Regions from separate parts of the Mus musculus genome. Here all the other regions are linked to region 1. The links are chromatin loops, found by intact Hi-C in ENCODE. Cell type or tissue: left cerebral cortex. All regions are shown on one strand. Region 1 holds the start of Dok5 (docking protein 5). Region 2 overlaps Dok5 (docking protein 5). Region 3 has its middle 18 kb from the start of Gm40001. Region 4 holds the start of Pfdn4 (prefoldin 4). Region 5 overlaps Gm40002 (a long non-coding RNA gene).

What was found. Peaks named below come from ENCODE experiments on the same cell type or tissue, not always from the same donor. Only the 100,000 strongest peaks of a DNase experiment are listed, where the experiment ranks them.
Region 2: a loop joins it to region 1, with 2.4 times the contacts of the local background. A loop is called at or near these places in 9 of 42 quality-filtered maps.
Region 3: it touches region 1 in a loop (2.5-fold over the local background); 3 of 42 quality-filtered maps call a loop at or near these places.
Region 4: it touches region 1 in a loop (3.0-fold over the local background); 4 of 42 quality-filtered maps call a loop at or near these places.
Region 5: it touches region 1 in a loop (2.0-fold over the local background); 2 of 42 quality-filtered maps call a loop at or near these places.

Annotation. Positions count from the first base shown.
Region 1 is chr2:170,727,833-170,732,832 of GRCm38, forward strand. It overlaps Dok5 (docking protein 5), which reads left to right and starts at 3,975. Exons shown (of 8, transcript NM_029761.4): 1 at 3,975-4,356. The coding sequence starts at 4,291. In left cerebral cortex, no CTCF peak of the experiment used is centred here; DNase peaks (open chromatin) are centred at 883, 1,126, 2,653, 3,362 and 4 more places; H3K4me3 peaks cover 1,484 bases; H3K27ac peaks cover 1,471 bases.
Region 2 is chr2:170,858,201-170,863,200 of GRCm38, forward strand. The region is part of intron 6 of Dok5 (docking protein 5); the gene reads left to right. Among named protein-coding and RNA genes, the nearest start is that of Gm35033, 85 kb to the left of the region's middle. In left cerebral cortex, a CTCF peak has its summit at 2,573 (motif pointing right); DNase peaks (open chromatin) are centred at 2,630, 3,052 and 4,746.
Region 3 is chr2:170,536,687-170,541,686 of GRCm38, forward strand. No RefSeq gene overlaps it. Among named protein-coding and RNA genes, the nearest start is that of Gm40001, 18 kb to the right of the region's middle. In left cerebral cortex, no CTCF peak of the experiment used is centred here; DNase peaks (open chromatin) are centred at 2,695 and 4,403.
Region 4 is chr2:170,508,576-170,513,575 of GRCm38, forward strand. Pfdn4 (prefoldin 4) reads left to right here and starts at 2,655. Exons shown (of 4, transcript NM_001110152.2): 1 at 2,655-2,894. The coding sequence starts at 2,871. Gm16796 (predicted gene, 16796) reads right to left here and starts at 3,352. Exons shown (of 3, transcript NR_040367.1): 1 at 2,264-3,352. In left cerebral cortex, CTCF peaks have their summits at 386 (motif pointing left) and 2,590 (motif pointing left); DNase peaks (open chromatin) are centred at 392, 2,596, 2,855, 3,154 and 1 more place; H3K4me3 peaks cover 1,758 bases; H3K27ac peaks cover 811 bases.
Region 5 is chr2:170,643,513-170,648,512 of GRCm38, forward strand. All of the region lies in intron 1 of Gm40002 (a long non-coding RNA gene), which reads left to right. Among named protein-coding and RNA genes, the nearest start is that of Gm40002, 7.3 kb to the left of the region's middle. In left cerebral cortex, no CTCF peak of the experiment used is centred here; a DNase peak (open chromatin) is centred at 2,851.

The DNA.
Region 1 (5,000 bases):
TGGAGACTCACAGCCATCTCTCCCTGCAGGTCCAGGGCTTCTGACACCCTCTTCTGACCTCTGTGGGTGCCAGGCACACACTTAGGGCACACACATACATGCAGGTAAACAACTCCTATATATAGATAAAAAGATCTAATAAAAAATAAAAACTAGCTGGGCAGTGGTAGCATATGCCTTTAATCTCAGCATTTGGGAGACAGAGGCAGGCAGATTTCTGAGTTCGAGGCCAGCCTGGTTTACACAGTGACAGCCAGGGCTAGTGTCTTCCATATGCATGTACATGTGTACATACTGATAAACTAAAGCTGTCAACAAACTAATTGTCTAGAGGTGCTGATATATAAGATATCAGCTATAGGTGATGTGAGGACTAGCTGGGAGCCTTTAGAGAAGAAAGGGGTACAGGAGACTTCTTGCTTGAAGCTGACTTTCAAGCTGAGATAGGAAAGATGTGATTCCTCTGTGGCATGCATCGGGGTTTGACAGGGTCCTATCAGAGAGGTTCTAGATAGCACAGTATCCTTCAAAAGGCTGAGATGGGGGCTGAGGGTGCAGCTCCGTAGGTAGAGCACTCATTGTCTAGTACGTGTGAAGCCCTGGGCTTCATCCCAGCCCTGGCTAAACCAGGAATGGTAATACACAGCTATCATCCCAGTACTCAGAGGGAGGGAGGATCAGAAGTTCCTGTTTATCTCTGTCTATAAGAGTGTGACGGTTTGTATATGCTCCGCCCAGGGAATGGAACTATTAGAAGGTGTGGCTTTGTTGGAGTAGGTGTGTCACTGTGGGTGTGGGCTATAAGACCCTTGTCTTAACTGCCTGGAAGCCAGTCTTCCACTAGCAGCCTTCAGATGAAGATGTAGAACTCTCAGCTCCTCCTGCACCATGCCTGCCTGGATGCTGCCATGCTCCCACCTTAATGATAATGGACTGAACCTCTGAACCTGTAAGCCAGCCCCAGTTAAATGTTGTCCTTATAAGACTTGCCTTGGTCACGGTGTCTGTTCACAGCAGTGAAACCCTAACTAAGACGAAGAGCAAGAACGAGCCTAGCCTGAGATACAGTGAGACTCTGACAAGACAGACACACAAACTCTAAATAAACCGAGTAGGTTTTATTTTATTTTATTTTTTTTTAAAGTTGAGATCCAGAACAGAGCTTGCCAAGTTTAAAGAGCTGTAGTCAAGGGGATGCTTCCTAAATGCAAGCCAATTAACTCCGACCAGCCAGCTGGAGCCGTATGCCACGTCTGAAGAAAACACCAGTCATCTAGGGAAGGGGATGCAGAACCAGGGAGATGGCTCAGGAGCCATCCTACAAGTGTGAAGACCTGCGTTCAACCCCTGAAGCCCATGTGGGAAAAGGTACAGGGGCACCAGCCTGCGGCACTGCTGGGAAGTGGGGACGGACTGGTCTCTGGGGCTCATCTGCTGATCAAAGAGGGTCTCAAAGAAACAGCAATCATGGAGAGACCCCCCAGGTCCCTTCCATATGCACCTACACCCACTTGAGCCTAACACACACACACACACACACACACATACACACACACACACACACACACACACACACACACACACACACACACCACACACACACACACACACACACACACACACACACACACACACACCACACACACACACACACACACACACACATACACACACACACACACACACACACACACACACACACACACACCACACACACACACACACACACACACACACACACACACCACACACACACACACACACACACACACACACACACACACACACACACACACACACGGTAAGAAACACTCTGAAAACACAAGAAGGGAATCTAAGAAAGATAAGAGAAATGTGTACTGTGAAAACAAGTCTTAAGGGTTGAAACTGAATGAACAGCAGGAATTAAAACAATGTTGCTGGTGTGTGGAAGACTTATCTAGAGAGAACGTGGCTCTCCCTCCAGTGCTGCTGCAAGAGGCGGTGTCTGGTGTCTAGCCATGCATGGTGAGTGAGTCCTCAGGAAGGCTGCAGGCACTGCTGGACTCTGCATTCCTGTGGGTCTCTCCTTCCCTGACACCATTGGAAATTGCCTAATTTATAGAAGAATTAGAGGTTGTCATGTGATTGGTATACCATGGTCTAGTGTGTGTGTGTGTGTGTGTGTGTGTGTGTGTGATATCAGGTTTTTGTTTTTTGGTTTTTTGTTTTTGTTTTTGTTTTTTTTTTTACCAACCAAATAAAAACATATACGCCATTCAACCTTGCACTTGAAAAAAATATTTGTTTCTTCCCAGCTGGCATTTTCTAGTGTGATTTCATCATCATTATTTCCAAACCCATTTCCCCCCTCATCTATGATTTCTGTTACTATGGGCCAGCCACCCACTTCTAGCTTCTTATGCAATCGATTCATTTTCTGTTCCTGTGACACTGTAATTGGTGTACAAATGAAGTGCTGGACAGGTGTCGTTCACAGACACCTCCGCTTCACGGTCGCCATGGGCAGGGTCGGTTAATAGTGCTAGCTCTTCCAAAGCAGCCTTCCAAATGACTTCATTTTCTCCTCTTTGGGCAAAAGGCGGACACTTACAACATCATTTTTCATAGAACAGAAACACGAAGACAGAGCAGATGGTTTACAATATAGCAAAGAGTTCTCCTCATGGGCACCTCTGTTTTCTGGTTGTCCCAATTTAGCCTCAATTCTATGACACATTCTTGGGTGATTTCTCTTCTTTGACTGACTAATACCCATCAAGCCAGGATGACTAAAGTGAGAGTTCCCACAGACAAAGGAAGTCCTGTATGATATTAGAGATGAGGGGAACTCAATGTCATCAGATCTCAGGACCTGTGAAATAGATGACTCGTCCTCTGTGACTCTCACTGAAGGTCGCCCAGCTCATTAGCTCTGACTGAGGTCACCTCTGGTGACCAAGAATGGTCTAGCTGTTGAGTAAAGGGAGACCAAGACCTACGTTGGAGATCAAGAAGCAACCTTGTGCTTATGACGTCAGCCCAACATCGTCCCTTCAGCAGCCTCATCCCGTTGTCCTGGCCCTGTGCTGGCCAGCTGTGGGATGGTGGGCAAGTCCCCAGGGACTGCCTCTTCTCAGCTTCGGATTCTGTAAAACCTAGATGCTAAAATCACCATCACTCTTCCCGTAGCAAAGCCGGGAAAGACGATGTTAAGAGAGTATCAGCGGTGATCAACTTAAGTTTGCTAAAGGAAGGCGGAGCACAATGTTTGCCAGGGGCGGCTATCTTGTCAGGTTATGAAGGTTTACGTGGGAACCTGGTAATTACACAAAGAGGCCACACCTCTATGGGCGCAGGGGAGCTGAACAAAGTCAATGCGTACAAAGGATGCCCGGTACAAGTTGCTACTGACAAAGTCCTGAGATTTATTGATCATCTATATAGAGCGGGGGTTGGGGGTGGTGGTGGTTGAGGACAAAGCAGTGACAGACCAAGAATCAGCTCCGGAGAAACTTACAGTCTTACTGGGAAGACAGGCTCAAACCAGAAAAGGGACAATGATACAAGCCTCGAGCTTCACAGCAGGGAGTCCTCATGGAAGAGCTGAGCATAAGCCATGGGGATGGAGATGGCTTTCCCTTTATATGTAGAGGTCACAAGTAAACCACACAGCTCAGTCTCCCTCGACACAGACACACCCTTAATTAGCTCTTATGTGAAAATGATGGGGCTGAAGGGATGGGTTGGGGCACACACAGCTGTTTTTTTTAAAAAAAAAGAGTCCGATGTCCTTCTCTCTAAACGACAGGCAGGAGCTGGAGCTTCGTGGATGTCTGCTATGCGCAGGGACGCGCAGCCGCCCCTGGGGAGAGGAGGTGGGATCAGGGCGGCTGGGGGCCAGGTGGGCGGAGGCCGGGGGAGGGGATCCGTGCGCTCCTCCTTCTGGGCCATCTCTGCTTCCTCCTTCCTCTCTTTGCTCCTCTGTTCTGGTCCTTCTCCTCCTCCTGGGAGCTGGAGCGGCTCCTCCTCCTGGCAGGCTGCCGCCCAGTCAGCTGACGCCGCGCTCCAGTCTCGCCTCCCCGCCGCTCTCCCCCAAAGTGGCTGCTGGGCGCCGGCGGGCCGCCCACTTTCAGGCTTTGGGGAGACAGGGGAAGCGATGTGCGCCTTCTGACGCCTGGTTTCACCGCATCACCTTGTTAACTTTCACTCCCTCAGTCTCTGTCCTGACCCTCCTCCCCACATCCCTCCTCGAAGCCACTCAGGGTGCCGAGCGCACGCTGGGGGCAGCAGGGTCACTGTCTGTCTGGGATGGCTTCCAATTTTAATGACATAGTGAAGCAGGGGTACGTGAGGATCCGGAGCAGACGCCTAGGGGTACGTATCATCCTTTCTGTGATCCTTGTTCACGACTTCAGGGTCTGTGTCTGCGGCCAGCATCCCGGTTCCTGGCGCTGGAGATTTGCTTGGTGGCTCTCGCAGCCCACATCCCAGGCTACCGCGGCTGCGGCGCTAACGCCAGCATCCAGTATGTCATGGAGCTATCTTTATCTCTCGGATGGCTTGACTTTCTGGCGGTGGCTACTGGAGCCCATTGACTCGGAATAAATATTTCCCGGTAGCCATGGGTGCTGAATCTGGAAAGCATGGCATGGTGCTGAGCCTGCCGGATGTCCCCGGCCGGCATCCCACTCGCGCCAACTTAACTTTTCCAGGGGATGGATGGAGGCCAGGACACAGGGCAGATATTCTGAGTGGGGATCAAGGTCAGTGACTATCTGGCCCCAGGGACTCTGCTCTGCGGCTCAGGTGTTGGCAGAGGAGGAGAGAGCTGGCCTCAGGCAGGGCCAACTCCCTGGTAGAACCCCAGATCGGAACTTCCTTACTCTTGAGCCTGGGCAGTGGGTTTCTGTTTTTTAGACTCCACCTTCTGAGTCCGACTGGGCGATCAGATCCACATTTCTTGTGGAGCATGGTGCCTGCGTAAAGCTCCTGGAATATGAGCTGAAAGAATGAATGAA
Region 2 (5,000 bases), 130 kb after region 1:
GGTGCTGTGGCTCTCAGCGTTGCTGTGTGTCAAGAGTTCACTGCCAGGGTTGGTTGGCAGCAAATCATCGGGTCCTGCTCGCTGTGTTTCAGCAGGTGAGGGGAAGGCACTGCCTCGAACTGTGTCTCTGAGCAAGTGCCTTCATGATAGCATTGAGATCTCCATTTCTAGAGGTCCCCAGAGCAGGAAGTATGGGCTGAGAACTGGACTTCACACTGAGTGGTAGGTGAGTTCAAGGACCTGACTCCTTGGTCCTGGATGACAGGAAGAGGACGGAGTGTGCCCTTAAGGATGGTGACTGTCTACAAACGCAAAGAGCAGACTGGGAGCTACAGAAAGCTCGGGCTTCATGCTTAAATACACTTTACAGTGATAGAAACGCCGCCGCAAGGCACAAGGTTCCACATGTGTACACATCATCGCTTGGGAAGCAGAGTGTCAACTTGGGCACAGTTTCCTATGTGGCTAAATGCAGTGACATGAGCTGCCTTTACCAGCAGACCAATGGACCGTGGACCATAGATATTGATGTCTTGTGTGTTTTGGTAATCAAGAGCAGGTTGTGAGTTCTCTGGTGCTGGGAAGCCCAGATAATGCCCTTTCCACTTAATGCTAGGCAGCAGAGGGAGGAGAGTGCTCAAAAGCTGGTATGCTGGTCTCTGTCCCTTGGTAACCACTGACCCCACCCCCAACCCCACCAAACACCATGTGGTTGCCCCACAAAGATCACAGGAAAGTTGTTTAGCATTATCTGTGTCTCCTGCCGGCTCCAGAGAATTGGTTGCTGTCACTTAGCCCAACGGTTAGCATTTTAAGTAGTTTCTATTGATTGAATGAACCTGCTCTTCAAGGAGGAAGAGCCTGCAGGAATGCAGCAAGGGGATTTATCTCAATCCCTAAGGCCTGACCAGGGCATCTACAAGATGTATTAGTGGGAAGCTTCAGGGGGTGTTTGACAACCCTGGGACGTGCAGATCTGTTGGGGGTGGTCCACATTTTGGAGCTACTCAAGCGTACACTTGGTTTTCAACGCCTTTAAAAGAAAATTCCTCGGGTAAGACTCTTCTTGCTCTTGTTTAAGGTTGACCATCTGGTCTGGAGTCTGTAGAAGTAAACATGACATTTAAGATCTGGTTCAAACCCCGTTCCCCATTGAAGTCCTTTCAATTTAGAGACTTGAGGTCACATTTGGATCCTCTGACTTGAGATCACATTTGGATCCTCTGACTTGAGGTCACATTTGGATGCTCTGACTTGAGGTCACATTGGATCCTCTGACTTGAGGTGATGAGCTTTGGGTCCTCCAAGAGCTTTGTCTAAAGTCCTTTTCACTTCTGTTTTTCTTTGGAGGAGAGTGGAGGCCTGGGACTGGGGATGGGATGGGTGGGAGGTTGTCACACCACCATGCTTTGTGGCATGCATGTCCCTTTAAGTCCTTTCCTGGGTGCCTGACTACCCACCCCACCTTCCTGTTCCTGGGAGGGAGACATACCCACTCAGTCCTCAGTGGTTATTCGGAGTTGCTGAGAGTCTTTTCAGCCAACGAACAGGGTGGCATATGAAGGGGAAGGGCTGGGACTTATTATAAAACACATTCATTTTGGTTTGAATGTGGCAGAGGATGCAAATAGTGCCAAAGAATTCACCCTTCCAGTTCCAGTTTATCTCCTTGAACCTCTCCCATGTGCAGTTATCCCACACACCTCGTTTCCTTTATGTTTCTTAATAAATTAATTCATCCCACAAGTATGAGAATGTCCCCATACTTCCAGGGGTACAGTCCAAGATTCTGAGACCCCTGAGAGATGTCTGGTGTCATTGCCAGTGACTAACACACTCTCTCTGTGCATATATATATATATATATATATATATATACATATATACATATATAATATATGATATATACTATGTATGTACTATATGTGCACATATAATATATATAATATTACATATAATGTACAATATATTATAATAATATATGTTAAGGGAAGATTGTAGTAATGAGCACATATTTAGGAAGCACAGATTGTGGCTAAATGGTATTTAAATTCATTCCAGTGACAAACTGTCACTTGGAGCCTGCCTAGGAAATTGCTACTCCTTGCCTTTAAATTTATTTTCTATGATTTCCCAAAGACTGGACTCTTTTCTTCCTGGCGATTACAGTTTAGTCTGTTGTACAACAACCTGAAGGTGAGAGTTCTTTAAGAACAAGAATGAAATCTTCAACTCGCTGCTTCTGCGATATCGCAGCAACACTTAAAGTAATTTTCGAGTCAGTTGAAAACCATTTTAATGTGCAAATTAAAATTAAAATTAAAAAAACCCATTTGAAAATTGGCCATTGGAGCAGCAGCCGCCTCTGTATTGGCTCTCTGGATGAAAATTGGGGTCAGCAAGGAAAGGGTCTCAGAAAGGAGAGTGTGTCACCTTAAAATGCAGTCTCTCACCTGCTAAATAAAACATGGACAGAAAACAAGCAATGTAAAGTTACTGTATGCTGTGACATCACGGAGCACAACAGGTCCAAAGGTGTTAGGGCACTTGTAGGTGCCTGAAGAGTCCAGAAGAGGGCGCTGGATCCCCTGGAACTGGAATTATAGGCAGCTGTGGGCAGCTCAGTGGTGGATGCTGGAGATTGGAACGCAAGTCCTCTGCAAGATCAGAATGCACTCTTTTTATTTGTTTGGGAATTGAACCCAGATCCTCTGGGAGATCAGCCTGTGCTCTTAACCACTGGGCCATCTCTTTAGCTCGTATATATGTGCTTTTAAAAACAGATAGACAAGAAATATACCAGCATGTTCACAGGCTTTATCTGTCTCTCTTTGTGGTTGCTTGGAGCTGATTTAGGATCCGCTGTAGATATACTCCCGTACGTTCTAAACACAACAAAATATATCAATTGTGTGAGAGAGCACAATATATTACAAGTCTTCGGAGCAGGTCATAAATATCACAAATATTGGAGTACGTTCCCCTTGCTGCCAGGCAAGATATTTTCAGATCCAAAGACTGAGTTGCCTTTGAGTGGATCAAAGCCTGGCATGGGCAGGGATGGACTCTGAGCGGGCGGCAACTCCTGCGGCTGACTGCCGTTTCTATGACTGTTCAGTAAGTACGCGGAACGCCTCAGAAACGTTTCATTCCATCTGCTCTAGTCGTTTATTTAGCATGTGTCTGTCTGTTGCTGCGATTAAACACTGACCAAAAGTGACAGGGGGAGGAAGGATTTATTCCCTTTACTGGTTACAATCCATCACTGAGGGAGATTCGGGGCAGGAACCTGGAGGCCATAATTGAAGTAGAGGCCATGAAGGGGTGTGGCTTGCTAGCTTGTCCCTGGCTTGGCTCAGCTACCTTTCTGATACAGCTCAGGCCACATGCCTGGGGACTGTACCCGCACTAGGCTCCATCAGTCAGCAATCTGAAAATGCTCTACCGCCTAATTTGTTGGAAGTGACACTCCAGGAGTGTCAGTCTGACAACAAAACAACCAGGGCATGAGGCATGGAGTTGGAGGGCGAAGTGGGGGGACTTTAATTGTGTCACAGACAGGAAAATGGAAGGAAATTGGAGATGCCAATGGCCAGGATGGGGGATGCCAAGAGACAGCTAAATATGGGGTAGAAGGAGAAAGGGCAAGAGCGGAGAGCTTTCTCTCCCTCCCTCTCCTTCCCCCTCCCCCCTCCTCTCTGTCTCCCTCTCTCTCAGACTGTTGTCTCATCTGACTTAACTTTGCTATAGTTTATGCTTAAAACATCCTGGAAATTTGATATAACCACACATGCATACACACATTCATACAACATGCAAACACACATACATACATATGCATGCACACACACATTCACATACATGCACAGGCATACACACATACACATCTGCACACACACATCTGTAAACACATGTGCACACATACATACACATGCACATGCACACATATGTACACACATACACACATGTACACACGTGCATGCACATATACCTGTGTGTACACACCCACACACATGCACTGCCATGTACACATACATATCTGAACACACATGTGAACACACACACACGAATGTACACACATATGTACACACATAGGCATGCACACACACATATACACACACAATTGAGGACGTTATTGGAGTTGCATAGGCTTAGCTGGGGATGTAGCTCAGTTGGCAGAAGCATGAAGGAAATCATGGGCTTGATCTCCAGCATCACAAAAAACAGGTGTGGTAGCACGTGCCAGTAATCTTAGCACTCAGGAGGCGGAGGCAAGAGGAGCAGAAATTCAAGGCACCCTTGACTATTCAGTGAACTTGAAGCCACAAGAAACCCTGTCTTAAAGAAGGAAGGAAGCAAGGGAGCAGGGGAGGGAGGGGGGCATGGAGGGAGGAAGAGAAGAATGAAAGAAAGAAAGGGGAGGGAAATAAGTACATAAGCGTTTGGAAGCCTCTTAGGTAGAAAACACACGGAGGGACAGGGATGGCCTCTGACGCATGTGACCCACTCATCCTCTCGGGACCAGGATGAATGGATGGACAAGGACGGTATTGTTTGCACATGCTCATCTCGGGAGACCTCCCTGGGTTACTTCTGGCCGAGACCAGGGAAAGTCAGTTAGCCTGAGAAGGGTGATTTAGGACTTTGAGTCAAAAGGATTTGCTGACGGGCTGATGCATGTTTGCTCCCGAGTAGGTGCAAACCAGGGTCACATGGCCTGTGTCCTGGAACTGGCTGCAGAGGGCAGAATTCCACCCAGCTACGCGGTTCCATTTCTCCACACAGCTCCACTGCAGAAGCAGATGGACTTCTGGAGCAGGTCGGTGGCGGGGAGGATTACAGCCAGGCCCCTGCCGCTGTGCATTCCTGGGCTTAGATTCTTGATAGGCACAGGGAACGTGTTCCTGTCAGACTGAAGGCGTTCAGAGTCCACAGACTTTGGCAGGTGTGGGAGGTTCATCTGCTGTTACTTTACAGCTCCTGTAGGGACCTAATAGCCTG
Region 3 (5,000 bases), 190 kb before region 1:
CTGCCTGGGATGCCCTCTGAACCACAGGGCTCACTCCCTGGCCTCATCTCAGCTCCATTCCACGGTCACCGTCCAACCACATCCCTGGCTTTGTGTCGCTGCCTGACACACACACGAACTCATTGTTTTCTCTGTTTCCATCAGCATCTAAGTTCTATAGAATCAAGGATCTTCTCATGTATGGATGTTTGGGGTGCATGTGTGTGTATATGGGTTTGTGCCTATGGACATACATTGCAGAATGTGTGTAGAGACCAGAGGTGAGTGTCAGGTGTCTTCCTCAATTGATCTCCACTGAGCCTGGAGCTCTCTGGTTGGGTTAGGCTGGTCAAGCTATCTCTGCTTCCCCACTGGGAATATGGGCTCGCACCGCCACACTTGCTGTTTTTATGTAGGTGCTGGGATTTGAACTCAGGTTTTCATGCTTGTGCAACAAGCACTTTCCTCACTGGTACTCAGTGAGGAAAGGCTCTTAAGTGAGTCCTTTGTTTAACCCATAACAGTACCAGGCTGTGGTAAGTACTCATTGGTACTTGTTGGGTAAGTTAACTTAGCAACCAGTGTCTGTGAGGCAGGAGCTGTGCTCAAAGGCAGCGAGTGGTGCAGGAAGCACGCATGCCTATGGCTCTCCAGATTTTTCTAAGACCTGAGATGGAAGGCAAATGTCCTTGGCTACAATGCATTATCATAGAAGGCCTTGAGGTCCAGCGCATCTGTAAGGCAAGGCTGCAGGTTCTGGGGCCCAGCATCTATAATCCTGGATTTCAAAACATGAGGTAGGTGCTCTTCTTCCCCATGTTCTTTCTGCTCTGTGAGAATGACACAAAGCTGCCAGCTCACTAATTTTGTCAAACAGGACATTTAGAGCAATAAGACTACAAAGTGTGAGAGACAGCTAAGCAAGGGGCAAAGAGACGGCTCAGAAGCAAAGGCACTTGCCACCAAGCCACCAAGCCACCAAGCCACCAAGCCACCAAGCCCGAAGACTGGAGCTCAGTCTCCAGAACTCACAATGGAAAGAGTCAACTCCAGCAGATTGTCCTCTGATGCAACACACACACATACACACACACACACACACTCACACACACATACACACTCACACATACACACTCACACACACATACACACACACACATACACACTCACACATACACACACTCACTCACACACACTCACACACATACACACACTCACACACACACACTCATATATACACATACACAGACACACACATACACACTCACACATACACACACATACACAGATATACACAGACACACACACTCACACACACATATACACACACTTATACACACACATGCACACACATACACACACATACATACACACACACTTATACATACACATACTCACATACACACACACACACACGGACACATACACACACTCTCACACACAGTTACACACACACACTTTAAGTACAATTAAAAATTTTTTTTTAAAGATGAGAAAAATTTAGACATGGGCTTCATATTATGCGGTATCAAGGATTTAGTCATTCTTGGTGATACTGGCTTGCTGTGACTCTCCCGGTCCCTAGCGATTGTTGGCTGACATTAGACCCCGAGGGCAAATGGAGCAGAGATGATAGAGGGGCATTCAGAAACCCTGTGATTACTTACGGTAATGACAACACTGGAGCCAGCTGTGAGGAAGCAGATTAACTTTACTGGGGTGATTATATAGTTTTGAGGACTCAGGGGGTAAGAACATCCAGGGTGGGCAAAAGTCATGCCTGAAGGCTTAAGATACTGGGAAACACCTCATTAGCACAGAGAGGCATTCCAGGAATCTCAGGTGCTAGCTTACCAGGCTCATACTGGGAGGAAGAAAGTTGATCCTGTAATCTTAGGCTATGAGATGGTCTACAGGTAGAGGTCAGAGAAGGAGAGACCCTGCTGGTAAACGGAGACCGCCATTTTGTGCTAGGCCCAGAAGACTATCTGGACCATGGTAGACTTCGCCTGTAATCAGCATGGGAGCAGCTTGTGATGATGGTTTTGTGGTCTGCATTTTGCTTGGAGAAGTGGATTGAAGTGGAGAGGTTGCAATGGCGGCCAATGGTGGCCAAGATTTGCTCTACAGTGACCTAGCAGCAACAATTGCAAAGGAAGCCCCACCCCATAATCCCATTTCAAAGAAGAGGAAAGGAAAGATTGGTCCTTCCTCACCTGACAGAGTCAGTCACTTCAAGGATGGCCTCCTGTTGTTCTCCTGACCTCACAGGAGCGTTTGAAGAGGGCGGGGGGAGGAGAAAACTTACATTCATGTCTTCCTCTTTTCCTTGAACACCCATGGAGAACCTAATATATTTAAGGCATACAGCTAACAGGCATGAGGCTAAGGTTTGAATCCAGGCAAAAGGACCCTTAGCATTCCAATAAAGAACTTCAGGTGGACCAAAACACACCAAGAAACCTCAACTCTGGCTCTGTGGTGGCTCCTTCATCCCCTTTTTGCTTCCATCCCTGCTGTTGGGTCAGGAAGTCCAGGCATAGGGAAGTGTCATGCGCAGTTGTTCTGGGGTTGAGAGACAGTGCTCCACACAGAACCCCAAATTCTGAGTACTTGAAGTCAGATTTCTGTTCTTGTTCCTTCTGTCCTTCATCCTCACGGTGTTCAATGAAGCCAGAACATAAACAACAGATGGCGGGAGTGGGCGAGCGTCTGAGTGTAGCTTTATCCGTGCCCACCTCATTCTCTTTCCTCTCAGCTTGGGCTAGTAACATCCCAGCTCCTCAGCAAGCCTGAAGATATCGATGGCACCAGTGGTGAGAGACAAAGTGTGTGAGGATCTCAGAGTCTGCACCCCTTTGCCTGAGCTGCCTTCTGTTCAGAGTCGTGGACAGGAAAGATCTTGGTGACTGGCAGTCAGTTATCCCTCCTGACAGCTTTACGCTGGTACCGGGAGCTCTTACACATTTTCTGTCTCAACACCACTGTGCTCGGTTGGCACTTACAGCATCCTAGGGGATGAGAACGCAGCAGGTGATGTTTTACAAATCCAGCCCCTCCTCCTTTGCAGAGTTTATTGTGTGTCAAGCACACTGTGCACAACTTGTCACCGCCTTCAAGGGACCTTTCTGCGCCCCCCTGGGAATCAACTGCTGGTGTATGATGAGCAAGCTGTCTGAATTCTGCCCACATGTTACAGGTTGTGCTTGTCAATCTTTGATTTTTTTAAAGATGCTTTCAATAATTTGCTATTGTTTTGTTTTGTTTGTTTGTTTGTTTGGTTGGTTGGTTTGTTTTGGTTTTTCGAGACAGGGTTTCTCTGTGTAGCCCTGGCTGTCCTGGAACTCACTTTGTAGATCAGGCTGGCCTCGAACTCAGAAATCTGCCTGCCTCTGCCTCCCAAGTGCACCACTCCCAGCTTTGTTTGTTTGTTTTTAAGTCAGAGCCTTACTACCTAGTCCTGGCTGGCCTGGAAGTTGCTGCATAGAGGGATCAGGATGGTCTTGAACTCACAGAAATTTGCCTGCCCCCGCCTCTTGAGCCTGGGGATCAAAGGTGTGCACCACCACCACCACCACCTCAGTCTTTTTTGGGGGGTGGCGTGTGTGTTGGGGGAGGGGGGTGTGCCGCAGTGCCTGACCTGTGGAGTCGGTTCTCTCCTTCTGCCTTTGTGTGGGTTCCAGAGGTTGCACTCAGTTCACCAGGCATGCATGGCAGGAGCTTCCGCTGGCCGAGCCATCTCTCTAGCCCATTTCTGGCAATCTTTTGGCATATGGTTCTCTTTTAGGTAGGTGAGATGGAAAAATGACAGGCCATAAATCACACACTTACTAAGTGCTTGATAATGATTCAAACTTGGAAGCTGGTCTCTAGTTCTCCATAGCTAATCCCTGTGCAATGCAAGGGTTTTTGTTTTGTTTTTTAAATGTGAAATGTACACATAGACAAAAAAAAAATCATGACATAAACGAGTTTAGAATAAACCATATATACAATCTATAATATGATATATATATATATATATATACTCCTTTCGATAAGATGGCAGCTTTTTTTAGGCAGAAAGGAGAGAGGAGAGAGAGAGAGAGAGAGAGAGAGAGAGAGAGAGAGAGAGAGAGAGAGAGAGAGAGAGAGAGAGAGAAGAGGCTGTGATCTTTTTGTGATCTTTTTATCTCTTGCCTTGGGCAGTGGAACTGAGTCCCACCTCCCTGCCCCCTCACCAGGTAAGACTTGGTGATATTTGGGGACATTCCTGCCTATGTAGCTTGATGTGAATACTGCTGGCATCTCAAGGAGGAGGAGCTAAAGATGCCACTAAGCATCTTGTCTCAAGGGATAGCACCCTGCACAGCAGGGATTTATCCATCTCCACATGTGACGCCCTGCCTGGTGAATGGCAAACACAGTTCTGTTGTTCCATATGGATTTTGCTCAGTGAATTGAAAGTCATGTACCCAGAGCCTCTACCCTCTAGCCATTCCTCAGCTATGAGTCTGCACGTTCTGGAAGCCTTTCTGACATACGTGGACCGTTAAAACAAATTCTGGTCAATCTGGTTTATTTTGCATTGTCTTCTTTTACGTTCCCAGTCTGCCCTTCCAGGAAATGCTAATGTCTGCCTATGGATGACAGATTCAGGCCAAAAGCATATCTTATAAAAAGCTATAAGAAACATTTGAAAGTTTAAAAAAAGAGTGTGAATTTTACATGTCTTTCTAGACAGAATTTCAACCATGCATTTTGGATGCTTTTAACAACACTAAAACCTTCTTTCTATCCAGCTGCTAAACCTCCCAAGGGCGAGTCTGTTTTCTTGACTTTATGCTTCAATTTACTAAGTTTTTAAACCTGATCTCACGTAGCTCAGGCTAGCCTCAAATTCAGTGTGTACCTGTGACTGGCCTTGAATTCCTGATCGTCTTGCCTCTCTTTTCAGAGTTCTGAGAATATAGCCTAGGGTCACTAAGTCCACCACCCAGTGGGTTTGTGTTTCTTTAGCTCTCTGTAGAGTATCCTTGTAT
Region 4 (5,000 bases), 220 kb before region 1:
CCCTCACACTCCTGAACGTAACCCCATCCCCCACCCTCCCGGGTGGGATAAACTCATTGTTTCACTAAATTGAACTCGTGTGGCATCCTTACTTGGTTCCATCATCGCTTTCCTTTCTAGGGTGAGCAGATGTTTGTCCATGTCTCTCCAGGGAAAAGTGCTACCCGAAGATCAGAGAGGGAGGCGCGCCTTGGTTTGGAATTTTAGTTTGACCGGTCCTACGTGCAGTGGGGAGGTACGAGGATTTCAAACCCTGTCAGGACAAAATAGCTTACAAACATCTTTGAGTCAGATACAAACAGGATAAGATGAAAAGACGTCCAAAACATTGGGAAATGGGCTTGGATGCCTGAGAATTCAGTCATAGTCCTTGGGTGCCCCCTGCAGGCAGATGATCAAATTACTTCCTGCTAGCGAGATCTGTGGCTCCTGCCACTCAGACTTTTCCTCTTCAACCCCAGGGAACGCAGGACCTTGGGGGAGGGGCACTTGCGCGAGCGCACACGCACGCGCACACACACTGTCACAAAACGACAAATATGCTCATCATCCCTGTGTGACGCAGTCTAAAAGCTAGGACAAGCCTGGACAACATTCACTTCCAATGGAATTTGTTTTCTCTTTCTTTTTCGTGCCTCTCTGGTGGCGTTCTCCTGACGAAAGCTGCATGTGTTTCCCTTGCTGGGACAGTCAGCCACATTTACACTAACCACCCTCTCTGACACACTATCCTTATTTAACGGGTTGTTTGTGGTCTGTCTCCTGTCAGTAGACAGCAAGGTGCTGGGGGACGGGGTACTTTATCTGTTTGACATGCAGCATCCCCAGTGTCTGGTGTCTTTTCGGTCCAGTCAACATGCCACTAACTACAGATTCTCCATGACCACTGCAGCCAGACACTAGCTCTCCCTTCTGAGTCTGGTCTAAGGGTTACAGAGTTCAGGACTGGGGTTTGCGGTATATACAAATGAGTTCCTCAAAAGTGGTGCCACCGTAGTAATTCCAGGTCCAGAGATTTGACTCTGTATGTGCAACTGCTAAGTAGCAGAGTGCAAACGGCAAACCTTCCTCAGGAGGGTGTTAGGACTTCACTCTGTGGAGTCCAAGTTCATTATATCCAGAGGGCTTGATGGTATGCAAGCAATGAGCAGGATTGCATTGTAACGATAGGAGATAGATTGTAACCAAATGGGCACATGCATTATACATTAGAACAGCGGTTCTCAACCTGTGGGCCGTGATCCTTTTGGAAAGTCGAATGGCCCTCCCACCCAGGTCAAGTATCAGACATCCTGCATGTCTGGCATTTACGTTACAATGTATAACAATAGCAAAATTACTGTTGTAAAGTAGCAATGAAATAATTTAATGGTTGGGAGTCACCACAACGTGAGGAACTGTATTAAAGGGTCACATTAGGAAGGTTGAGACCCACTGCGTCATAAGCAGACAGGCGAGATCTGCCCCTCTTCCCCTCCTTGGCATGCCCTTGTGCTTGAAGCCATAGGAGGGACTGGCAGAGATGCAAGAGCGCCCAGCCGTGCTTTTACTGTCCTGCGGCTCACACCTGGTCCTCCCTGTCCCTTGGTAAATGAGACAATGGCCCATACCCCAATACTCTAAGCTCTTCTGCCCTCAGACCTCCGACTTTCTGAGAGCAAAGTCTTGGCTACCGAAGTTAACAATGGCCCTGGTTACTAAGGAAGCTCGGTGCCCACTGGGCCCTGTGTGGGCAGTCTTCCCAGGCTAACATATTTGAGCGAGTGGAAGACATATTTCTGAACCAATTTAATTTTAAACACATAAAAGAATTCATTTCAGTTGCACATGATGGAGCACGCCTCTGATCCTAGCGCTTGGAGAGCAGAGGCAGGAAGATCTCTGTGAGTTTCAGGCCAGCTTGGTCTACACAGCTAGTTCCAGGACAGCTAGGATTACATTGCAAGACCCTGTCTCTAAATATAAATAGCCAAGCAACCGTCCAGTAAGCTATTATCTAAGCATTTAAGTTTGTTATAGCGCTCTAGGTCAGTGGTTCTCAACCTATAGATCGGGAGCCCTTTACAGAAGCCGCCTAATACTATCAGAAAATAGATATTTATTGACATTATGACCCAGCACCGTAGCAAATTTACATAATGAAGTAGCAACAAAACTACTTTTTATGGTTGGGGGGGGCACTACAACATTTAACTGTATTAAAGGGTCTCAGCACTAGGAAGATTGAGAACCACTGCTCTGGATCTTTTTGGGTGTCACCTACCTTTGGCTTCATCTATTCCTGGCTGATCCCCTAGTGTCCCCTGCAGTGATCAGTGGCATACAAGCTAAGATCAACTTCAAGAGTGGCCTTCAGCTTGTAGCTTCGCCAGCACTGGGTTTTTATGTGGTAGGGGCTGTAGATCGAACTCAGGTCCCCATGCTTGAGTGCAAATACTTGACCAAATGATTTACCAAATACTTTGCCGAAGCCACGCCCTTACCCTCCTTAGCTTCTCTCTAGGTTGTTGAATAAATGGAAAAAGAATTTCTTAAGCTTCCCATTCCACACAGCTGGGTGGTACCCAGCGCTCCCCCTGCTGGCCGTGGCTGGGATCTCGGGCCCGACTATTGGCCGCTTTTGGTATTTATGCCGGCCGAGAGGGAAGCTGCCTGTCCCTTTAATTGGAAGATACCAAGTGTTTCCAGGGCATAGTTTTTTTTCCTGAGTCCTTGCCCTGGGAATTTATAGTTCAGAGACACAGATAGCAGCAGTGTTGAGATAGTGCTGTGCGTTAGGGGGGAGTCTGGCTCAGCAGGGCTCGAGAGGGACCTCGGGGGGTGACGCACGCCCGAGTGGTTTTCCCCCGCGCCCCGTGGTTCAGTCCAAGATGGCGGCCACCATGAAGAAGGCGGTGAGTGCGGCGGGGCCGGGGTCCGAGGAGCCGTGGGCCGGGGCGTGTGAGGAGACGCGGGGCGCTGGGGGCCGGGGTCTGAGGAGGTGAGGGATGCGCGGGGCCGGGGCCCGCGCTGGGTACAGGGGTGCTTCTGTCCGCTCCGCTCGCCGTCAGGGCAACCGCCTCACCTGCTCAGGGTCGTGCATCTCCTCGGGCACCGGGTCGGGCTCCGCATCCCGGGCCGTCTGCTACCGCATCCCGGGGCGTCGTCTGCTACCGCACCTCTGTGCTCCGCCCCGGACCGCTCCGGTCGGTCCACGCTCCGTGCACCGAGTGTCTAATTGACGTTGAGAGCAGTCGGCCCGAGCGAGCGCGGTGGCTCTCCGGGCTTTTCCCAGCCATTAGGAAGGACACGGGTCCCCACGCTCTGCCCCGCACACTTCACAGCCAGCCAGCCAGCCAGCCATTCCTTTGGTGACTCATCTGGTGAGATGCTGGGTCTGGTGATTTTTGTTTGGTCAAATTAGAGCTCTTTATCATTTTTAAAACGACGTCCGATCCTTGTTCATGGGGCTCGGTGTGATGTCTTATCACACTTTTGAAAGACACGGACTTGTGTGTGTGTGTGTGTGTGTGTACACACCAGACTGGTCCACGGCTTCCTATGCAGTCAGAGATGATTTTGAATTTCTGACTCTCCTGCCTCCACTTTCCAGGTGCTGGAATCACCGGTGTGTGCCACTACCCCTGGCTTTTGGTGTGCTGGTGTGGTGGACCCAGGGCTTCATGCATGACAGGCAGTAGACATGGCTATGCAACCCTTTCAACCAATATTTTGAAACTTGAGCTAAATTTGAGCCACCAACTTAAGTTAAACTTCCATGTGGGTTTTTATAACCTAAACGTGTTTCCAGGAGTGCAGGTGTATCTAATACAGGGAAAGAATTGCAGAGGAGGGGAAAAAAAAAAAAGAACAAACAAGCAAACAGCTGATAGCTATTGGGGCTTCACAGTGTGTTCGGACAGTTCTTAGCATTTGCTAATTATTTTGATCTGCTGTGTCAACCTTTTGGGAGATTCTGTATTTATTCACTTTTAGCTGAAGAGGAAACTGAAGCGCAGAAGAAAAGCTGTGATTTAAAGAGCATTTGCACTCCAGGCTCCTGTCTGTCTGTCTCTCTGCCTCTGCCTCTCTCAGGCTCCTTGTCTGTCTGTCTCTCTGTTTCTCTGTGTGTGTGTTAGTGTGTGTGTCTCCCCCCCACCCCACCCCGGGCTCCTTGTCTGTCTGTCCGTTTGCCTGTCTGTCTCTGATGAGAGGCGCTTGGCTGAAGACAGTTGCTTTCACTCTACTTTGTAAGGCCCCTGTAGAATGCCTTTGTGTTCTCGCTGTTGGCACCGTGTAGTCAGTGCTTCTGACCACTGAAGGTTGATGCTCAGCATCCCAGTTCATTAAGAGGGAATGGCTGCTGAGCCTGGGGAGGCTTCAGAGTTCGAAAGAGCCCCTCGCCCTGGTCTGTCACCCACAAATTATTACACGGTAGCAGAGTACAGTCCGGGGCCACGGTGATTTGGCCAGGTAGGAACAGGTTCATTTTGCCTCTCTTGTTAGACTGTGCTCTCAGCTGTGGGTTACACTGGTCAGTTCCACGATAAACATTGTCCTTGCTTTTGCTTTTCTGAGACAAGGTCTCACTGTGTAGCATTTGCTGGTCTGGAACTCTTAAGAGATCTGACTGTCAGCTGAAATTGTGGAGAGCTTTTTGGCTGGGGACCCAGATCTCAGTACCTGAACTTGGAATAGAGTATGGTTTATTTCCTCTTAACAATCCCATAAGGTGTTACTGAGGCCAGGGTGTAGTCAGGGTCCAGGGCAGCTTACTTTCTTCTTGAATTTGGAGCAAGTCATGTCTTGTATAACTAGCAGAATTCCCTTAACTCTACAGTGATCCTTTTTGCCATTCTGCCTTCATTTCTCACATAGCCCAGGCTGGCCTCAAACTCACTATGCAGCTGAGGATGACCTTGAATTGTTAATCCTCCTGCCTCCGCCTCCCAGGGGCCAAGTGGCTTCTGGTGGCTGCTGTTTGTCAGGGCTATGTCGGGAAATGCCTGCTTTGGAAAAAG
Region 5 (5,000 bases), 84 kb before region 1:
TTAAAACTCGACCTACAGCAGAGGATGCTCTTTCTCTTTCTGGCCTTGGAGATGAAGTTACTAAAGTTCAGCAGAAACAATAATGAACTACTGTTCACTGGAAACAGGTGAATCAAATTCAATGGAAAATACATCATTGACTAAAGGTGTATTGTCTTCTAGTAGGCATAGGGTTAAAGAAGTCAACATAATAGAAAATTGTGAAGCACTACTTTCTGACTTAGGCCTGTGGAGGAGGTCATCAAAGACCCCAGAGAAACTCCATAGATGTTCTGAACTATCTGGGTAGAGTTGGGGAATTATCTGTGAAATGTCCTGTCTATGTAATAATATGCCAGGAAAACTAATATGTTAAAAAAAACGGATATACCAGAATTATGAAAAGTGACTTATATCCCAAATATTTAATAGCCGGCAAATGAACTTGAGGCGTAGAGGAATAATGCAAAGCACCTGCAGCTTTCATAATTGCAGACCGGATCGTAACATGCCAGCTTGTGGTACAGGTTGTTTAGTTAAAATCTGGGACCATGCAGATAAACGTCGCCTTCCATGTTGCAAACACATCACTGCCATGCTTGCCACGTCTCACTTGGAGATGTGACGTCAAAGGTTTAAATCTAAGGGCCTTTGTTACTGTATGTGATCACTGTCACCGTGATCAAGTGGCCTTCATCATGTATGTGAGCCACATACATGAAGTTTTGTGAGGGTCCTCCATGTTGATTGGACAGTGATAATTCTAGGAACTACAATAATTTGGTTTCCAGGATTAAAGTAGTTTGTTTCTCTAGATTCTTCCCTCCCTGTTTTAGGGGCTTCTAACAATGGGCAGCCAAGAGAGCTGGTTACCAATCACTCAGCAGTCTTTAACTCACTAGTCCCTGGTTACCACTAGCAATGGCCAACTATGAACCAAAAAAAAAAAAAAAAAAAGTGTTTCTCCCTTCCCCTTCCTCTCCCTGTAATATCCTGGTCTACAAGCAGACACTGGGCTCTGATTCCTACAGCAGAGCACCCCACCCTCCAGGTTTTTCTCCCAAATAAAAGGTTCTCATGGAGTTCTTTATCTTCTTGTCTGTCTTCCGAATCTGCCATTCTTCTGCCCAACCTCAACTTTTTGACTCACATGGCAGCCAGGCACACCAGCCTCTGTCTTCCGGGCTACAGAGGATGGAGGAGGGATGCCCTTCTGGCTTCTCCCGAGGAACTCCTTTGAAGCTCTTTGTAAATGTACCTCTCCCCCCCCTAAAGTTCTTCTGGCATATTCACCTTCAGACCCTTTGGTCCTCCTTCCTTCCACACTCCGCTAACATGATGGAGGGATGCCAGCAGACGGCTCTCCAATCCAGTTCCACCATTGTTCCCATCTTCATAATCCCTATTGAAAAATGTAAAGGAGATCCTCTCCCTATGGATGTCTTAGGAGAATTATGCCTTGGATTAAAATATTTTCTTCATCATATCACAATGGAGATGTTTTATACACACACACACACATGCACACGCACACACATACACAGAGGCACACACACATGGATACACACACACACACACCACACATACACAGAGGCATACACACACAGATACACACAGAGGCACACACACACATGCATACACACAGAAGCACACACACATACACAAATCTGTAAGATCTTTGTTTTATTGATCTTTTAAATTGAATCCCCTATTGCAGTCTATCCAGAGCACTGAAGGAGAGATAACAGAATGCACCGGGACTTCAGACTCCAATCTTTCATAGTGTCTGTCCTCCATCTCTTGGCTTCTCCCTTCATATACAATAGCTTTTTAATTTGATTTTCAACACCAATTCAATTGGCCACATTACTAAGATGGTTAACTTCCCCTGGTATATTTTAATTCTGAACTTGTACTTTAACTTTCATCTTCAAGTTTTATCATGACCTTGGATCTTGGCTGCTAGACAGAGCTACATCATTTTGTAAAGTTCCTTCATTTTGGTTGAATTGTGAATTCTAGAAATTACAGTAATTTGGTTTGCATAAGGAGAGTGTTTATTTCGCTAGCCTCTTGACTTCGAAACCTCTCAACCCTCGATCACAAGAGGTGGTTATCTAGCGACCCTGGGCCCAAACAGAAACTTTTCAATGGCCATGCCTCCTCCTGCTTTTTCTGCAGTTGCTGTAGCCTGTAAGCAGACAGCCACCTCTGTTCTCTTGACCCAGACAGTGTCCTCTGCAGGTTTTCCCAGATGAAATCTGTGCTCTGCAGAGCCACCGTTCCCTTGCTTGTCCTCTCTCATCTGACCACCCATGGCTTGTTAACTTAGCACTGAATCTCCTGCTTAAGGGGCAGCTTCATGCGGCTTTATAGCAGCCATACCCCCTCAATAGTTACTCAAGCATTTCCTGAATTTCCGTTCCTATCTGGAAGAACTAAATATCAGAGATTTGCTATCCTCTGGGGCTACAGCTTTAGTTTTAAAAAAACATGTTTTTCTAGGATTTCTATACTCTGACTTCCACTTCTTAACTCATCCTTCGATGTTTAAAGCTGCAAGATGCGGTCTATTCAGTATGTATGCGGTTCCTATTTTTAGCATCTCTCTATTTTCTCCATCCATTTCATCAACAGTAAACACTTCTTGATTCAGTATTCCGGAAGGGGAGACAAACAACCAGCGGGCGATCACGTGATCTACCGTATAGGGAGAAATGTAAACTCTCCAGAGCAGGAGGCTGGTATCCTGAGGCAGGTTCCGTATTCTAAGTTCCTAGAGTCAACAGCAACCTCAGTTTGAACATACTGAAGCTTAACCTAGAAGAGTAGCAAAAAGCTGAGTCTCAGCCAATCACAGTCAGCTAACTCATCACACCACACCCTGCCTACATAAGGCAAGGGCCCATCACACCACTCTCGGATGCTTAAGCCGCAACCAATCAAGCGGCATCTGTACTCCATCTGGGTCCAGCCTACAGAAGGTCACCATTCACACTCTCCCAACCTCTTCTGGTTCTCAGGGCTGCCCGATTCATGAGTCATTCTCTGTGCAAATAAGCCCTGAAATTTAATATCCTGATCGTTTTATTTATTTACTTTCTTTGAACAAGTGACATGAAGAGGAAACACTACTGGAGCCCCAGGTTTTGCTCTTCGACAAGATGGCCGGAGAGGATTTCCCTGAGCGAGTGATCCCGAAGTTTAGGTCCCAATCGAGTAATTGGTGTCCTCTGCTGCCTGAAACACACTGTATGCATATCTTTTTGCTTCATATCCTTCCTGCCTACAGATGCAAGCCCTAGTGATTGCTAAGCTTTGTTTATACTTAAAAGTATCTGTTCTGGGTAGGCAAGATAGCGTAGCGGTAAACGTGCTCTTGAAGTAGGAACTACATGACCTCACTCCGGTGCCTCCCCACCATACTGGCCAATCTTCGATCGAGCTTCTGTGCTTTTGGCTCAGAGTTAGTGGTAGGTGGGTTTTTATCACCTCTCTGTTGAGAACAGGTGAAGCCAACCCTGCCAGAGTCTTCTTATTTCCGCACATAACAGAGAATCGATCATTGCTTCTTTGTCTCTGCTTGTTTAATGGATGCTCGGGTGTTTATATTGATTTTGAAATGAGAACATTTGCTAAATAAGCACTTCTTCAGGGCAACGGCCTTTTACCCGGAGACACAATTATGCGCCATTTTCAGTGTGTGTTTCTCCGAATTATTAAGAGGTCTTTGAAAGTTCAAGGGAGCCCTGAGATGGATTGCTGGGGGTGGGTAAGGAGGTTATTAAAAGAGTTATTGATGCTGTGGGCAGACAGATAGGCAACAGCATGCCAGGATCGTAGACATAGGAAATCAGGGCCCATGGCTTTGCTTTTGTTGTTTGAACATATGTGTGTTCATGTGTGTTTGTGTGTTTTCATGTATGTGTATGTGTTTGTATGTGTATGTTTGTGTGTGTGCTCATGTGTGTGTGTATGTGTCCATGTATGTATGTGTTTGCATTGTGTGTTCTTATGTGTATGTTTATGTGTGTGTTCATGTGTGTGTATGTGTATGTTTATGTGTATTTGCATTGTGTGTTCTTGTGTGTGTTCATGTGTATGTATGTGTGTTTGTATTGCGTGTTCTTGTGTGTGTGTTCATGTGTGTGCTCATGTGTGTTTCATTTTCTGCTGCTGTGATAAAATAACTCTGACAAGAGCAACTTCAGGAGGGGAAGGGCTGACTTGACTCTTGAAATCTAGACCATGATCCTCCATGGAAGGGACTCCACAGAAACAGGAGCTCCAGGGAGCTGTTCATATCATAGCTACAGGTAAGAAACACAACAGGAGAAATGAATACAGTCACCTCCCTTTGCCCTTCTTATGCAGTCCAAGATCTCCTGCCTAAGGAATGGTACCACCCACAGCCAAGATGGTCTACCCTCACTGATCAATGCGATCAAAACAATCTCTCACAGGCATACTCAGCAGGTGATCTAAACGATCAATGTGTGTATGTGAAGGCTGAAGGACAACCTGGATGTCATCTGCAGTTCTGTGCTCCGTCTCTGTCTGGCCGCTGGGGTGTGTGAACTCTGCACAGGCAGATGACCAGGGGCCGATGGGGAACTCTGGCTTTGCTTAGCAGTGAGCACCGAAGGACCTTCTGTGGGAGACTTAGATGGCATGGCTTCCCCCTTAAACGGGTATATACAACTCCCCAGAGGTTAAATACCTTTTACAGGAAGGAATATGGGGAAAGGGACGCTTATTGGCTAAACCCTCAGGGTTGGCCCATCTAGATACCTCATTGGCACGGAGCACTCTTGTGCCACATGACTTATGGTCACAAGCTTTGTGTGGGGTGCCAGTGGTCACGTGCTCCGGTGTGCCTACCTGTCTCAGATATGAGAACACCAGGGTATCTGAATCCGTTCAACCTCCCGAGTTTTTGGTGATACGGTTCCACTTGCCCCACATTTATTGTTTTTAGACTGAGTGGTGTTTGAACTTTTTTGCCGTATCCAAAAACAAAC